2 separate regions of the Homo sapiens genome follow, and region 1 is linked to region 2. Evidence: chromatin contacts called from ENCODE Hi-C or POLR2A ChIA-PET data. All regions are on one chromosome and are shown on one strand. Each heading gives the region's core, a stretch centred on a gene start or an enhancer-like site at or near the end of the contact. The rest is flanking DNA. Distances are from core to core; before and after follow the strand shown. Region 1 has its middle 78 kb from the start of CHASERR. Region 2 holds the start of HDDC3 (HD domain containing 3).

Region 1 (5,648 bases), core at 1,278-3,777, 1.9 Mb after region 2:
ATTCCATTTGCTCTTCTGAATGCCTTATAAGGATCTCTTCTCCAGAAAATGTCCTTACTAATCCTATCAGTTGGGGTTACCTAGTCATCTCTCTACTTAGTGATCAGTGTTCAAATCCTGCTTCTCTATACCAGCTCTGTGAGGTTGAATGAGCTATTCCATCTTTTCTGTCTAGGTTTTCTCATTTCCTTTTTTGTTCTTTTTTTTTTTTTTTTTTTTTGAGACAGGGTCTGGCTTTGTCACCCAGGCTAGAGTGCAGTTGCGCAATCTCGGCTCACTGGAACCTCCTCCTCCCAGGCTCAAGCAATTCTCCCACCTCAGCCTCCAGAATAGCTGGGACCACAGGCATGTGCCACCAAGCCCAACTAATCTTTTTGTATTTTTAGTAGAGATGTAGTTTTGCTATGTTGCCCATGCTGATCTTGAACTCTTGAGCTCAAAATTATCCACCCACCTTGGCCTCCCAGAGTGCTGGGATTACAGGCATGTGCCAACATGCCCGGCTGGGGCCATGCTCTTTCTGAAGCCTCCAGAGGAGACCCTCTGTTCCATGGCTTTTTCTTCTGGTGTTGGTGGCAGTCCTTGGAGTTCCTTGCTTCATGGATGATACTTCACTCCAGTCTCTGTGGCAGAAATTCTCTGGTGTGTGTAGACAAGCCTTCCTCTGCCTCCCTCTTAGGAAGATACATGTGATAACACTTAAGGCCCACCCTGATCATCCAAAATCATCTCCCCATCTCAAGATATTTTTTTTTTTTTGAGATGGAGTCTCGCTCTGTTTCCCAGGCTGGAGTGCAGTGGCGCAGTCTTGGCTCACTGCATCCTCCGCCTCCCGGGCTCAAGTGATTCTCCTGCCTCAGCCTCCTAAGTAGCTGGGACCACAGGCATGTGCCACCATGCCCGGCTAATTTTTGAATTTTTAGTAGAGGTGGGGTTTCACCATGTTGGCCAGGCTGGTCTTGAACTCCTGACTTCAAGTGATCCACCTGCCTCGGCCTCCCAAAGTGCTGGGATTACAGGCGTGAGCCATCGTGCCCGGCATCAAGATCCTTAAATTAAGCTGGGCGTAGTGAGCCGAGATCATGTCACTGCACTTCAGCCTGGGCTACAAAGCAAGACTCCATCTCAAAATAAAATAAAATAAAATAATTTTTTTTTTTTTGAGACGGAGTTTCGCTCTTGCTGCCCAGGCTGGAGTGCTATGGCACGATCCTGGCTCACCACAACCTCCGCCTCCTGGGTTCTAGTGATTCTCCTGCCTCAGCCTTCCAAGTAGCTGGGATTACAGGCATGAGCCACCACACCCGGCTAACTTTGTTGTATTTTTAGTAGAGACAAGGTTTCTCCATGCTGGTCAGGCTGGTCTCGAACTCCCAGCCTCAGGTGATCTGCCCACCTCGGCCTCTCAAAGTGCTGGGATTACAGGTGTGAGCCACCACACCCTAAAATAAAATTGTTTTAAAAGTAAGATCTTTAACTTACACACCTGCACATTTGCAAAGCCCTAGTTGTTGGGGTTTTGTTTTTTTGTTTTTTTTTTTCTTTGAGACAGAGTCTCACTGGGATTGCAGGTGTGAGCCACCTTGCCCTGCCTGTGTTTTGGTTTTTGTTGTTTTTGCCAGATAAAGTAACATTCAGTTTCCACATATTGGGATATCACTGGGAGACCATTATTCAGCCCACCACACACATCCCCAAATCTACCAGGTTAAATGGAGGTAGATTTTTAAGCTTCCCAAGTAGCTGGGACTACAGGCATGCACCACTATGTCTGGCTAATTATTTTTATTTTTTATACAGTTGGGGTCTTGCTACATTGCCCAGGCTGGTCTTGAACTTCTAGGCTCAAGCAAACCTCCTGCCTCTGCCTTCCAAAGTGCTGGGATTACCGGTATGAGTCACCACACTGAGCAAGGGAGAAGAATTTTAAGAGTCCCTATAATAACTCCACACCTCTCTAAAAACCGCACTGCTCGCCCCTCCCCACTCCCACAGGTTTTGGAGTTTCTGACTCCTGAAAGAGAATGAGTCACAGACAGTTCCCGTCAGAAAAGACTATGTCCCTCCCACCTCTCATTTAGTTCCCGTTTGTTTAGGATTCAAGTGTCTTGGGCAGTTAGATAGCTCCCCAGCCTACCCAGTTTCCCTCTTGCCTCCCCTCTACTACCCCCAGAAATGCTTGTGCAATATTGGACTGACTCACCCAGAAATAACTCATGACTCTCCTTTGTTTACAGTTTAAGAGACTAGGGTGTTGAAATATCTCAGCAAAGGCCACTGAGGGACTCTTCAGTCCAGGGACAATGAAACACTGGACAACCTGGGAGGAGTTAGGTACATTCTCTGGCCTTCTCTCAGAGGGGCTTTTGCTGTGTTGTAACAGGCAGTGGAGTGTTGGTAAATATTTAACAAGGCATCTCCAAGGGGAAAAGCCTTAATATGTAGTGTTTACCTATTCCTGTGGTGTAAATACCCCTGCTATGGCCAGTTTCAAGCTACCAACATGATGTCATTGAAACCAAAGTTGGAAAGAAAAGTGCATCATCATTCTGAGCAGCTGACTCCAACACGCCACTGTAGCTCCACTGACCTAAGGGAAAACTGTCAGTCTTCACTCCATAAGGATGTACAGGCCCAGGGGCTGGACAATGTAGCTCTTGGAAGATCACAATAGAGTCAGTTTCCTAATTTCAGGGACCAACTGTTACTGCTAAGAATAAATGGGAGGCCAGGTGCAGTGGCTCACACCTGTAATCCAAGCACTTTGGGAGGCCGAGGCAGGTAGATCACCTGAGGTCAGAGTTCGAGACCAGCCTGACCAACAGAGTGAAACCTCGTCTCTACTAAAAATACAAAAATTAGCCAGGCTTGGTGGCGTGCACCTGTAATCCCAGCTACTCAGGAGGCTGAGGCAGGAGAATCACTTGAACCCAGGAGGCAGAGGTTGCAGTGAGCCGAAATCACACCACTGCACTCCAGCATGGGCAACAGACCAAGACTCTGTCTCAAAAAAAAAAAAAAAAGAACAAATGTGTAAAATAGTCACAGATCTTTACAATCCCATCCAGCGATGAGGTTCTAGGTACAAAACAAACATTAACATCTTTCTCCTCTGGAATCGCTTGAACCAAGGAGACAGAGGTTGCAGTGAGCCAAGATCGTGCCACTGCACTCCAGCCTGGGAATCAGAGTAAGACTCCGCCTCAGGAAAAAAAGAAAAAGAAATCTTTTTCCTCTGAACTCTCATCAAACTTCTATTTCTACATCTCTTTTGATTTTTTTTATTTATCTAACAATGACTGTGCCAAGCAATATTCCAAATAAGGTATATACCGTGACACAATCCAACCTCACAACAAGCCTACAGGCAAGTACTTTATGTATTTATTTATTTGTTTACTTATATATTTGTTGACACTGGGTCTCACTCTGTTGCCGAGGCTGGAGTGCAATGGCACCATCTGGGCTCACTGAAGCCTCGACCTCCTGGGCTCAAGCGATCCTCCCACCTCAGCACCCCCAGAGTAGCTGGGATTACAGGCACACGCTACCACACCCAGCTAATTTTTGTAATTTTAGTAGAGAGGGCATTTCACCTTGTTGCCCAGGCTGGTCTCGAACTCCTGGACTCAGGCGATCCACTGCTTCAGCCTCCCAAAGTGCTGGGATTACAGGAGTGAGCCACCAAGCCCAGCCTGGAACAAGCACTTTTTACAAATCTGTTTTACAAAGGAGCAAACTGAAGCGCTGAGAGGTTAAGTTACATGTCCAAAGTCACAAAGCCCTGAATTGCCTTTGCAATGCCCCTTAAAAAGTGGCAGAATAAATGCCCAACCCAAGAAGCTCTTCACATATTTGATTTAGATTCCACATAAAAATAAAAGCACTATGTATACATATTTACATATGGCATATTTATGATCTACTTTATAGTTATTTTGTAGCTGTTAGTAATGAAAATAAGAACAATTTTATACATCATGTGCTATGGAGAGACCACTAGACATGGTCATTGTTCAAAGGTCTAAACAGGAACTACATTTCTAAGAAATAGTTTATTTATTTTTTTTAGAGATGAGGTCTTACTATGTTGCCCAGGCTGGTCTTGACTCCTGAGCTCAAGCGATCCTCCTGCCTTGGCCTCCCAAAGTGTGGGGATTACAAGCATGAGCCATGGTGCCTGGCCCTAAGAAATAATTTAATATTTCATTATTAATAACAACACCTGAAATTTATAGAGCTTTTTTGTTTTGAGGCAGAGTCTCTGTTGCCCAGGCTGCAGTGCAGTCGCACTATCTCAGCTCACTGCAACCTCTGCCTCCTGGGTTTAAGCGATTCTCCTGCCTCAGCCTCCCAAGTAGCTGAGACTACAGGCACGTGCCACCACGCCCAGCTAATTTTTGTAGTTTTAGTAAAGATGGGGTTTCACCATATTGGCCAAGCTGGTCTTGAACTCCTGACCTCAAGTGATCTACCGGCCTCGGCCTCCCAAACTGCTGGGATTACAGGCGTGACCAACCGCGCCCGGCAGAGCATTTTATGTTTAAAACAGTTTTTCATGTGTAATCATGAGAGGATATGGAATCCGGAGCCAGTCAGACCTCAATTCAAATTCTGGTTTTAGTTCTAATACTGTTCTTAGTGTGTATGTATGTAGGTAGGCAGGTAGGTAGATCTTAGTGTGTATGTATGTAAGTAGGTAGGTAGATAGATAGATAGATAGATAGATAATTTTTATTTTTTTTGAGACGGAGTCTCCCTCTGTTGCCCAGGCTGCAGTGCAGTGGCGCAATCTCGGCTCACTGCAACCTCTGCCTCCCGTTCAAGTGGTTCTCCTGCCTCAGCCTCCCGAGTAGCTGGGACTACAAGCATGCGCCACCATGCCTGGCTAATTTTCTTTTTTTTTTTTTTTTTTTTTTTTTTTTTGGTATTTTTAGTAGAGAGGCGGTTTCACCACGTTAGCCAGGCTGGTCTGAAACTCCTGACCTCTGGCAATCCGCCCGCCTCAGCCTTCCGAAGTGCTGGGAGCCACGGTGCCCGGCCCTCACAGGCTTGAGCCACCGCACCCGGCCTTTAGAGTATATTTTAAAAATAGAGATAGGGGTCTACGTTGCCCACGCTGGTCTCAAACTCCTGAAATCAAGCGATCCTCCCACCTCGGCCTCTCAAAGCGCTGGAATTACAGGCTTGAGCCACTACGCCTAGCCCAGCATACTTTTCAACTGTTCAGTTTTACCTGGAACAAGTAATAGGTTCACATGGTCCAAATTCATAAGTTACTAAATTTTTTTTTTTTATTGAGAGGGAGTCTCGCTCTGTTGCCCAGGCTAGAGTGCAGTGGCGCCATCTCGGCTCACTGCAACCTCCACCTCCCGGGTTCAAGAGATTCTCCTGCCTCAGCCTCCCGAGCTGCTGGGACTACAGGCGCGTGCCACCACGCCCAGCTAATTTTTGTATTTTTAGTAGAGACGGGGTTTCACCATGTTGGCCAGGATGATCTCAATTTCTTTTTTTTTTTATTCAGACGGAGTCTCGCTCTGTTGCCCAGGCTGGAGTGCAGTTGCGCGATCTCGGCTCACTGCAGTCTCCGCCTCCCAGGTTCACGCCATTCTCCTGCCTCAGCCTCCAGGACTACAAGCACCCGCCAC
Region 2 (4,971 bases), core at 1,424-3,923:
TGGGGCCTTCACTTGGGCAAACAACTATCGTAGTCGAACAGCTTTGACCTAACAATTTCCTCGTACCCAAGATGATCGCTTTTCCAGACAACTTAATAAACTTTGGCTTTAATGGATGACTGGATGCAGAATAAAATACATAAAAATAAACCTCAGCTGCTCAGCAACGACTGAAAAACCACCACCGGGCAATCCCTCCCCATGGCCACCGAGCAAAGTTCCACCGCCTCCCCTACGCCGACCGCCGGGCTCCCGGGGTCGGACAGCCCCGGGCCACTTCCGGGCCTTCCCGGAAGTCCCTGTCACTTAACAACCGAAGTAACCCGCAATGCGGAAGGGCGAGGGGATTGCGAGTCACCGAGTTTCCCGCGCGGCTTGAGGTACTGGGGAACCGGAATCCCCCACCGGCCCAATCATGTTGCTGCTGGGGTCTCTCCGGTGCCCAGCAGTGGTTGTCAGTAAGCGGGCGGCACTCCCTTCCGATACGTCTTTTCTTTTTTCATTTTTGAGACGGAGTCTCGCTGTGTCACCCAAGCTGGAGTGCAGTGGCGCGATCTCGGCTCAGTACAAACTCCGCCTCCCGGGTTCAAGCGAGTCTCCTGCCTCAGCCTCCTGAGTAGCTGGGATTACAGGCGCGAGCCACTGCGCCCGGCTAATTTTTTTTTGTATTTTTAGTAGAGACGGGGCCTCGCCATGCTGGCCAGGCTGGTCTTGAACTCCTGACCTCAAGTGATCCGCCCGCCTCGGTCTCCCAGAGTGCTGGGATTACAGGCGAGAGACACCGCGCCTGGCCCCCTTCCAACTTTCTTAACGGGAAAGGCTGCTACCATTTCTTGAGCACCTATGTGTCAGGCTCCATCAGGCACGTCACAGTCTAACCTGATAATTACACAACCCATGTCACTGACAAGGAAGCCAGGTTCGGAGGGGTTGAGGCCCGCAACCTGAGGGAGGTGACTCCGGGACACACAATTAGTCCTGCTTTGCTGAAGGAAAGATATGCAGCCCACCAGTCGGAGGCTGGAGAAGGAGCAGCAGCAGCTTAAACCTTAACCCAGAGTTATTTTTATTTTCCAGAACGTGTTAGGAACTAGTACTTAAATAATCTCAAGTCCCTGAGGGGCCAGAGATCCCACCATGCAAAATAGCAAACAGACCCAAGACTTGGGGAGAGGCGGTGAGTGCATCAGAAATGGATGGGTACATCTGATTCCCACCACGCGGGGCTCAGCTTAGTTAGCAGGAGACCTTCAGACTGAGAAAAAATGCAAGTCTTTTTTTGGCCTCTAATATCTGGGAAGGATGGAGGGAGCTCAGGAGACACAGAAAAGATGGCGTATGAATCCTGTCCGGCCTGAACGAGGCTGGAGTTGTGCCTCTGGATAGCTTCAAGCACTGATCAGATTGTCAGCCCCCGCTGCTTGAACAGATGCTTTAGAGCCTCTTCCAGTTGCCGGTTTGTTCCCTGAAGCCCCTTCACCACCTGCGCTGCCCACTCGAAGTATTCCTGGACTCGATGTTCTGACCATCCTGCATAAGAGTCGACAGAAACTTGCTAGCGTGATGTCAAGGAAAGCACTGCCTTTTCCCCACTTCCTGGCAAGCTTGGTTCAAGGCCATGAGTTCCTGATGGAATGAGCTGTCCTGAAAACTTCCCCTTGGCCCAGCTATTGTATTTTTACTGTATGAAAGAAGATCAAAGAGTGGTCCAGTAGGATTAATTTGGGAATTAAGAATGCCCAGGGTTTTTCAGGGGAACTGACCAACATGTGTCTTCAGAAGGCGGCATCCCCCTCCCTTTTCCCTTACAGCCCATACGAAAGCGTACCCTCTGGGGTGCAGCGATTCAGGTCCCTCAGATTGTACAGCTTGTCTGCCAGCTTCACCAGTTTGGCCCCGGGGCTACTGTGGGGCGCTTGCTCCACCTGCAGCCTCTTTCTCTCCAGCTTGGGCAGAGTCTTGTCATCTGTTACCTCCTCCACCAGGCGCCGCACTTGTGCCCCAAAGTGTAGCTCCACCTCATCCAGGGTGGTGTCTGTGTCCTCCACCGTGTCATGGAGCAGGGCCGCCTGGGGACAAGTTCCCACTCAGCCCTGAGATGTCAGCCAAGGGTTGCCCATTGCTGAATGGGGCCCCTAATCCCCATCCCAGGCTCCTGGCAGAGAAGGGGGAAAGTTACCTGTAACACCACAATGTCAGTGATTCCCGCCTCGTGGGTCAGGATCCGTGCCACACCTGACGGGGAGGGGCAAAGCAGGAAGTCAGGTCGGAGGTAGTCCCAAGGCGGTGTGTTGTGGGTTTTGGAGAGCCAGATGTGGCCCCTTGTGGACTCTGACTAGCTGGGTGACCTTGGTCAAGTACCTTACCCTCTGGGAGCCAACCGACAAAGGGAACGATCATGCCTACCGTTCCAATTGTTATGAGGCTTAAACGGTATATCGCACTAAGCTTGGGACAAAACAGGTGCTCAATGAGGTGCACGCCCCCCACGTTTCCTTCCCAGTCCCCACCACCCAGGTGCCGCAGCCGGCGCTCCGCGGCCGACGCGCCCACCGATGGGGTGGTTGATGTAGGGGGTCCCCTCGGGGTCCTTCCGCCGCTGCTGCCGGTGCTTGCGAGCCGCGAAGTCGGCAGCCTCCAGCAGCTGCGCCGCCTCAGAGCCCATCGCGCGGATGGGGCCGACGACTGCGGCCGCAGGGGCAGGGACGGAACGTTTACAGCGCCCCCTGGCGCCGGGGAGGCCCGGGGATCGTGGAGGCTAATTCAGCGGGCCGAGTTGGGCCTGCCCCAGATGAATTCCTCTGGAGCTGACCGGCCCGCGCAGAGAGCAAGTGATGTGGACAGCTGCCTTCAGCATCGCAGCCCCCAGCTCAGTGTGCTCTGTTGGGGGTGCAAGAAGAACATAAGCCTGGCTCTTTGGGAGCCCACAGTCTGTGGAAAAGAGGAAGACAGACAAGAAATAAGGCAGTGGCCTCACAGTGCTCTGAATCCAGGGTGGCCAAGGCTCAGGGGACTATGGGAGCGGGAAGAAAGAACAATCCCCACACCCTCAGAGTCAGAGACAGCTTCTCCCAGAAGCTCCCCCCAAGAACCATCTTCAACCTGTAAAAGCTCTGAAAATTCTCCAAGTGTTCTAAAAATAGTTCTCCCTGTAGGGATGGGCCAGGTTCTGTGGGCAGGGGAGTCTACCTTTGGACCCTCCAGGAGACCCTAGGGCCTGACCTGAAAAATCAGAGCCTTCCCTGGGAGCCCTGCCTAATTGCTTCAGACTTAGGCTCCCAGGTAGCTGTGACGTTTCTGCAGGAACTGCCTTTGTTTGTCCTCAGTGTTGCAGATGAAATTTGCCTTGTCTTCTTATGCTATGAGAGCTCCTATTTCAGTCTCTAGGCATCTTCTGTGGGCCCCTGGGGTGATGAGTGTTGTCACTGCTGTCCTGGGAGCATGATGTTGTCAGGCCTGGGTAGGCACTGGAATAACACTTAATTCTGCTGGCTGGTGGCCTTCTGGAGAAATTCCCTGCCTTAGGGGCAGCTGAGGGGTAAGAGAGACCTGGTGATCCCCATAGAACTTCTCTGTGAGAGGGGGTTCCCTATTAGCTAAGTATACTCTAATCAGACATGTAGCTTTTGTGTTCTGGCTGGTAGCTGGGGCAGATAAGGCTCAGGGGAAAGGCTAATGAAAGGAGTCACCCTTGGTTTTCAGCTAGTCTTGGTGGTTGCCACGTAGCAGAGGTTAGGGAGGGAAGCCCCACATGCTGGAACTGAGGTCTCTGGGACCTGAAATAGGAGGGTCAGAATTCCCAGAGCTTCCATGGCAGCCTGGAAGTTGGAGAATGGGTAGAAACATATTTGGCTGTAAATGCTTGTTTGTTCTTCATACTAATGGCTCAGCTGCTCTCTCATCCCTCATTCTGTCCTCTAGTCCTTTGAGCCTTCTCTCCTTCAGCAGTTTGGCAATGCAGGCCCCACGTTTTCCAACAGGAGACAGAAACCCAGTCCCTGTCATCTCTCTCTAAAAGCCTGTGATAGAGAAGCTTCAGGCTCGTATTAATGGTGCCCAAGGGCCTTGGGGCTTTGACTTTTATTTCCTTATTGTCTGCAGTCACGGCCTAGAAAGAGAGATGTTGGGGTTCCCAGGACCAGGACAGAGGTGGTAGTGAACTCTCATGGGCATCCAGAGAAGGTCAGGCCCCTTGCTGACAGGCCTATCTGTGGGGCTACTGCTGCTCTTCAGCTGGGTGACCCTTGTCCAGCCAACCTCTCTCTCAGGTACAGCACTTACCCCTGTGGCCCACCTGCCTCTGGTGCTATGGGCTATTCCTGGGAACTGGAACTGATGGGGATGGGTGGAAGGGCATCTTTTCTTCTGGTAGGGGCTGATCTCTTTTACTCTCCAGTAGGGGTGGAGTGAGCTGTGGAAAGGCCCCTCCTGCTTGTCTCTAGCACCCCCACCTCTCTCTTCAGCTCTGGTCCACCACCCTCACTTGTGCCAGACCACCCGGGATGTCCATGGCCGTCACTACCCTGGTTTCTTTTGCCCTCGTCTGTCTGATTCTCCAGAGGAAGCCTACTGCTGCCACCTGCAGGCTGCAGGGGGCTCCTGCTGCACCCGGGCTGAATTTGAGGCCCTGTACCAAGTCAATCTGTCCGCTCTTCCGCCCCCGCCCATCCTCAGGTGAGATCTCCAACCCCAGAGCCACTGGAACATCGACAGGGTGTTCCAGTATCTGGGGCTCTGTTCCTAAATTATGGGGTGGTAGGCTTGTAACTTACAGACTAGTGAAGGGACAGACCGCAACAGAAAATCATGTAGATCATGATTACAATTACAAAGGAGAAGTTCAGGGGGCTGTGCAAGCTGGTAATGGGGAGCCATCCTGAATCTGCCCATGGGTGGCTCTAGGATGAGCTCCTAAATTCGTATGCAAATGTGTGTATGTAAGACGACACTTATTTGGGGAGGGAGTCCTGA

The links. Hi-C counts contacts between places; a loop is a spot of excess contacts on that map. ChIA-PET counts read pairs that join two places held with the same protein, here RNA polymerase II (POLR2A). Pooled maps may share reads with other maps.
Region 1: a pooled map shows a loop between it and region 2 (4-fold over the local background). The contact joins the enhancer-like site here to the promoter of HDDC3 in region 2. A Hi-C loop is called at or near these places in 3 of 37 single-sample maps with no recorded cell type and 8 of 50 pooled maps. POLR2A ChIA-PET finds 5 or more read pairs at or near these places in 1 of 52 experiments (PC-9).

The regions. Positions count from the first base shown.
Region 1 is chr15:92,801,929-92,807,576 of GRCh38, forward strand. No RefSeq gene overlaps it. Among named protein-coding and RNA genes, the nearest start is that of CHASERR, 78 kb to the right of the region's middle. RefSeq lists an enhancer at 2,514-2,563. Within about 2 kb of position 2,528, at least 34 of the 41 ENCODE cell types and tissues checked have a DNase peak (open chromatin) inside an H3K27ac peak, as active enhancers do; they include PC-9, where a contact is called at or near this core.
Region 2 is chr15:90,929,876-90,934,846 of GRCh38, forward strand. It overlaps HDDC3 (HD domain containing 3), which reads right to left and starts at 2,674. Exons shown (of 4, transcript NM_001286451.2): 1 at 2,554-2,674; 2 at 2,180-2,235; 3 at 1,829-2,069; 4 at 93-1,530. The coding sequence starts at 2,665. The coding sequence ends at 1,400. It also overlaps a transcript of UNC45A not described here. RefSeq lists enhancers at 1-211, 1,842-2,071, 2,822-2,871, 4,496-4,595.